Linked DNA regions of Mus musculus: region 2 is linked to region 1. Evidence: chromatin loops called from intact Hi-C (ENCODE). Cell type or tissue: left cerebral cortex. All regions are shown on one strand. Each heading gives the region's core, and the rest is flanking DNA. Links, peaks and the distances in the headings are about the cores only. Region 1 overlaps Ablim2 (actin-binding LIM protein 2). Region 2 overlaps Ablim2 (actin-binding LIM protein 2).

The links. A loop is a pair of places that touch in the nucleus more often than their neighbours do. Peaks named below come from ENCODE experiments on the same cell type or tissue, not always from the same donor. Only the 100,000 strongest peaks of a DNase experiment are listed, where the experiment ranks them.
Region 2: it touches region 1 in a loop (9-fold over the local background); 30 of 42 quality-filtered maps call a loop at or near these places.

The regions. Positions count from the first base shown.
Region 1 is chr5:35,857,028-35,859,935 of GRCm38, forward strand. It overlaps Ablim2 (actin-binding LIM protein 2), which reads left to right. Exons shown (of 22, transcript NM_001177696.1): 16 at 101-153; 17 at 799-937. Among named protein-coding and RNA genes, the nearest start is that of Afap1, 35 kb to the right of the region's middle. In left cerebral cortex, for the core only: a CTCF peak has its summit at 1,261 (motif pointing left); a DNase peak (open chromatin) is centred at 1,243.
Region 2 is chr5:35,793,818-35,796,725 of GRCm38, forward strand. All of the region lies in intron 1 of Ablim2 (actin-binding LIM protein 2), which reads left to right. Among named protein-coding and RNA genes, the nearest start is that of Ablim2, 37 kb to the left of the region's middle. In left cerebral cortex, for the core only: a CTCF peak has its summit at 1,782 (motif pointing right); DNase peaks (open chromatin) are centred at 1,837 and 2,087; H3K27ac peaks cover 2,500 bases.

The sequences.
Region 1 (2,908 bases), core at 132-2,631:
CCTTTTGGTTGCTTTTCCTCCCCCTTTTGAGCATTATGTAAAGTAGGGCCCAGGACAGACACAGGGTGAGCTGCCTTTACAGACCGACTTTCCCTTCCAGCTGCCAGGCGATTGGACGTGGAGGACAGCAGCTTTGACCAGGACAGCAGGAAGGTAAGGAGGGGGACCACAGCCCTGCGGGGTGGGATGGCCACTCCAGTGGAACTCCAGTCCTTTTCTCACTCTGCCCCTGGAGTCCCAGGAGGACCAAGGTGGGAGCCATACTCGTCTGCCTCCCTTTATACTCTGTATGGGCACATGCTCTGCCAGGGTCCTGCCTCGGCCGAGTAGCCAGGCTGTGGTTCTGGGACTGAGGAGATACGAACATTGACAAAGAAATAACCCCAGTGCATTCTGGGGTATTTGACATGAAGGTTCTAGAACAGCTTGGCAGGTGGTTTTTTGTTTGTTTGTTTCTGTTTTGTTTTGTTTTTTAAATGAATGGCGGAAAAGTCAAATGTAATAGACATTACTGGCATACCTCTTTGATGTGGCCAGTTGTAAAAGTGCCCCGAGAGGATGTGGGGGCCAGACATCACAACAGCAGGCTGCAGGCAGCATTCGGCCATCTCTCCAGCTGCATCATGAACTTTCAGAATGAGACGCCTTTAATGGTGAGACGGGTACTAGACGTTTGGCTTCCCGCAGTGGAGTTGGCTTGTGGGTTAGGCGTACGGAGCTCCTTGAATGAACGTTCTGGTGAAACGTTTCACCATCGCAGATGACCTCAGTGTTCCTGTGACCTTTTTTCCTCTACAGAAGACAACCTGGCTGCTTCTCAAGGGGGATGCAGACACCAGAACTAACTCTCCAGACCTGGACAGTCAGTCGCTGTCCCTCAGCAGCGGGACTGACCAGGAACCTCTCCAAAGAATGGCAGGGGACAGCCTCTACTCACGTGAGTGGCTCTTCTGAAGCCCACAGGAGACTGCCAGCGAAGGGCCCCCTACTGAGCGGGCCCCCAGATCTCAGCTTTATTGCTCCCCCCCAATTAAGCCTAAGAGCTAGCAACAGCATGTAACCCTAACATTTGGATGGCAGAAAGATTGCTGTGAGTTTGAGGCCAGCCTGAGCTACATAGTGAGACTCTGTCTTAAAAATAAAATTAAAACAAAACCAAGACCTCCCAAACAGCCTAAGAATGTGAATCAAGCCAGGTAAAGCAGTGTCTCTCCACAGTGACATAGCTAGCTAGTGTGTGCACAGCGCCCCCTCGTGGTTCTCTTGGAGCAGGCAAGAAAGCAAAGAGAACAGCTCCCAGGGCCTCTTTTCTCTGGGGGCAGATGTGGTCATGGTCAGGAGGCGAGCACAGACCTGGAAACTGGTACAAGGCACTGTCCTGGTCCCTGTAACACACCGAGAAAGCACTTGGAGTTTCCTAGGTAATACGACCCGATGTCACGGGTAGCAAAGCTGGTGTATGCTTAGCCTTGCGGGTGTTGTGAAGCCTGGCTTAGGGATGATTCCCAAGGATAGAGTACATTCCCATCCTGTTGTTCACTGAAGATGCTGTAGGTCCCAGGCAGAGCCAGCACAGGCTGCAGGCAGGCTCAGTCTCACACAGAAGCAGCCTCTGGTCTAAGCTGGGCCTAGCAGTTGTTGTCCATAGCTGTGGCTGAGGTTGGACGTAGAGGTGACGGGAATCTGTGGTGTGAGAAAGCAGAGGGAACCCCGCTGGCATCACGGTGGTACCGACTCTGCGTGAAATCTGCCTGCCCTGCTAACTGGCTTATGATAGAAGCCAGAGCAGCAATGCTGACTCTCGGGTCACTAGGCACCAGGCATACAAGAGTGTTTTGCCTGGCCAACAGCATGACCGTTCTTAAGACCCTCACTTCTGAGGCACTATTTAACCACTACACAGGGGAGGGACGAGTGGAGGTGCAGGCAGCCGGACATTGTGACCAACTGGAAACTGGAATGTTGTTCTGTGGGGAGTCTTTGTAAGCAGATGATGTCCCTTGGGATCTCAGAGCATGCACACAAGGCTGATGTCAACGTGAGAAGGCACACCAAGTGGTCCCACAGGTCTGGGTCTCCTCAGGGTTCTTTTGGGGGAAGAGCTAGCTGAAGGCATGGTGAGAGGAAGTGGAAAGTCCCCTGTGCATGTCTACATCTGCTGGGTGGCTACGATATCATCCCTCGGGACTCCATCCCAAGGATCCTTGCCCTAGGTGGTTGTCTCATGCCGAGGGTGCACATGTGCTTTGTGGGACTCCGGTTTGGACAATGGAGGCTCCTCCACAGAGCAGAACGTAGGGGTTGCCTATTACCCTCGTTGCCCTGTGTAGTGTTCTGGCCTCCAGGCTGAGACTCTGGACTGCCTGAGACTCAGGACTGAGGGAAGCAGAATACAGTGTGGGAAGAAGCAGGGCTGTAGATGTCACCTCTCGGGGTCCTGCTTTGGCTGTGGCCATGCTGTGTGACCTGTGTGTGTACCTATACCACCCTGTGGCACTTTCTCATCTACAGGTGCCAGTACGGGGGTGTTCGTCCCAGGACCTTTTGAGTGCGCTGGTCTCTGTGAGGCAGGCTATTATCAGGTGTCTTCACTGGTCATCCCCACAGTGACAAGGGCTTGTCTGTCATCCCTTTCCTCTGTTGCATCCCCACAGCAAGCCAATGTGAGTGATGCAGCAGCTGTTATGTGAGTTCACCTGGCCCTTAGGAACCCAGGCACCTGTGCTGGCACCTGTGCCACAGCTGAGGAAGGGGGGGTTGTCTGCACAGCAGAACCTTTAGTGAGGGTTTGAACCCAGGCACCTGTGCTGCTGGCACCTGTGCCACAGCTGAGGAGGGTTCTGCACAGCAGAACCTTTAGTGAGGGTTTGGACCACTCCACCTGACATGTGCCAGCAGTCATAACTAC
Region 2 (2,908 bases), core at 265-2,764, 63 kb before region 1:
TCATGGCAGGCTTTGAGTCAGGGCCTCAGAGACTGTGATGCATCACACTTGATTCCTTCCAAGGCTTTCCCTGTCCGGGACAATCGACAGACGGACAGACGGCAGAGACTCTCCGGCATGCACAGCTCATGCGCAGGTGCCTCCCTCGTGCAGCCAGGTGTGAAGGCCTGCCAGCCTGGAGGAAATCCCAGAGGACTCCCCAGAGGCAGAGGCACAGGGACGTGGAGGTGGAGGAGACAGAGGGGCCTTCAGCTCAGGCTCCAAGGAGCCTGTGTCCAGGGATGACAAGACAGCTCAGAAGTCACCACCAGCTGTGACCCTGTGAATCAGAGCTGGGGATGCCAGGGGCCACTGGAGATGGACAGGCATTGAGAAGTCAGCATAGATGCCCAGAAATGAAGCTGGCACCGGATGACTCTGGGAGGGCTGATGCCTGGTCAGCTGCCCTTCTGGAAGACACGGTGGATGCCCCACTTTGGACCAAGCAGCCCGAGGGTCCTATTCCATGGTCCTGCTGACCACAGGCTCTAGAACAGCCTCCTGGGAGCAGCCTTCAGTCCTGTGAAGCCCCTTCCTCCCGAATCAGACCCCAGTGGAGCAGGATGTAGGCTTCTAGGTCTTGTGTGATGTCTTTTTTTCCCACAGCAAGTGGCCCTCTGATAGGACAGCCATAGCTGGGTCCCTGGCATGTACCTAGCCAGAGTCACTGGGATAAGCAGCTATGGGATTGATTCTGAATTGCCAGAGACATTTAAAAAAATAAATAAGTAATCCTGGGTCCTTTGAATCCTAGGCCCTGGCATAGGCCTTAGGGTTGCACCATGCAGGCCCCCCAGAACCCTCTCCTGACTCTCCTGATGGTGCTTCCAAGCCTTGGCATGGCTGGCCTGGGCCCATTCAGCTGCTCTTGGCCTCAGGTTACTCTCTTGTGAGGTAGGCACCATGCTGGCTTCAGGGGAGTGTCAGGAGGGCTGGATACACTTTTTTGTACCCAGTGGGTCTGGAGCTAAGCAGGATGTTAAGAAGGCGGTGGGTTACACTTTTGTGCTCCCTGGTGACTGACTTCACAGAGTCCAAGCTGGAGCCAGGGAGGGGGAATCTGTGTCCAGCTCAGCCCAAGCCAAGCAAGGAGGACAGGAGACGCCTGCCTCAGAGGCGCCTGGGCCTTTGTTGGCTTTGTTTGGGTACTTTATTAGTTGGAAAGATTGCTTTTTTTCTTAACAGTTGTGTGCCCCTGGCTGCCAGACTGTCTTTGACCTTCAAGGACAGCTTGTTCAGCTTGCTCTGGGCACTTCTATATTTGGAGTGGTTTTAGAGAGGCAGGGTCACTGGATGAGACTCACCACACCCCTGCATCCTGAGTCCTCCTCTCTCTGCCTCTGTTCAGCTCCCCGTGGCCCCATGGATGCCTCATACAGCATAGGACAGTTGGGGACTGTTCTCTCGGTGCCCTCCTGCCTGTCTGACTGTCCTGTTTCAGAGCCTCAAGTCATCTACAAGTAGCCAGAGATGGCAGCATTCTGCCTCTGCTGTGAGAAACATGGCCCCCTCTAAGCACTGGCAGGGATGAGGCGAGAAGGGAACAAGTAGGCTGAGCAGGTTTGCGGTTGCTTCTTCATGGGTATATGTGACCTTGCTAATCAGCAACTGCCCCACATTCTAGGAATGAATCCCACGGGGGCAACAGGCCCACATGTCCAATCTGCAGCCAGTTGAAGGGACACTAGTAGAGCTTACTGGTGTGGAGGGCCATTCGTGGTGCAGATCTTCCTCTGACCACCAGAGGGCAGCAGCACTACCATGCCCATAGCTCCAGGCTGTTTAGTGGCCAGGGTGGGGTCTGGCCAGCACACTCTTAATATAGCTCTTCCCTCAAACCAAATGCATATCCAGTAACTTGGGAACTGGTGCTAGGGATGAAATCCAGGCCTTTGCATGCTAGGCAAGCATCCTGCTACTGAGCTATACCCAGCCCCCACGTATTCCTGAAAAAAAAAAAGGGTTGATCAGTGTTATGGAAAACTTCAGTGTTTGCTGGGCTGGTTGCTAAGCGAATCGCTTTGCCCTTGATCCAGCATTTCCCCAGGACCAGGGGATGTGAGCAAAGGGTGGGTGGATGGAAAGGACAGATGGAAGGACAGATCGAAGGCAGAGGGTGGGTGGATACCCAAGGACAGATGGGAAGGCAGCTAGAAGGCGGGCTGGTGGGATGGTGGAGTGGTGTGGACAGGAACTCTCTCAAGGTCGAAATCCCACAAGAGGAAGAGCTGAGACTACATTCCAGGCTCGCGTAACCCCACAGCCTATGGGAGCCCCAAATCTGAAAATGACTTCTCACTCCACCTGGCCTTGAGCCAGATTCCCATCATATAATCCCTGTCTTGTCTGATCATGAAAAGATGCTGCCCATTGTCCTTTGTGCCCCAAACTGGATGGACATAAAAGTTCTGGAGAGCCACCCCACGCTGCATCACAAGAGCCCCCCTGGTGACCCCGCTATGCACAGCTGTGAGTGACTCCAGCTGTGCTTCCTATACATAGCTGAAGGGCCTGGCCACACTGAGCCTCTCGAAATCCAGCTGAGCCAGAGGGCCTGGCTCTCTGGTCTCCCACCAGCTTTCTCTACTATGAATTGGTGTTTCTGATCCGATTCAATAGGGAAGGGGTTACAGGGCTGGTGTGGCCATCATGGCCCATCATGGCCGAGGTGCTGAGAGGGTGTGGGGATGAAGGGGAAATGGCTGCACCTGACAGCAAGGGATGTGGGCTGTATCGTGTCGCTGCTGCGGGGGACACCACTGTCACTGTGGTCATCAGAACGACATAGGTCACAGAGGGTGGAAAAAGCCCTGTGGCAGAGGGAGGATGAAGTGAGGCCCCTGGTGGACAGCAGCCTGGGTAAGCTGAA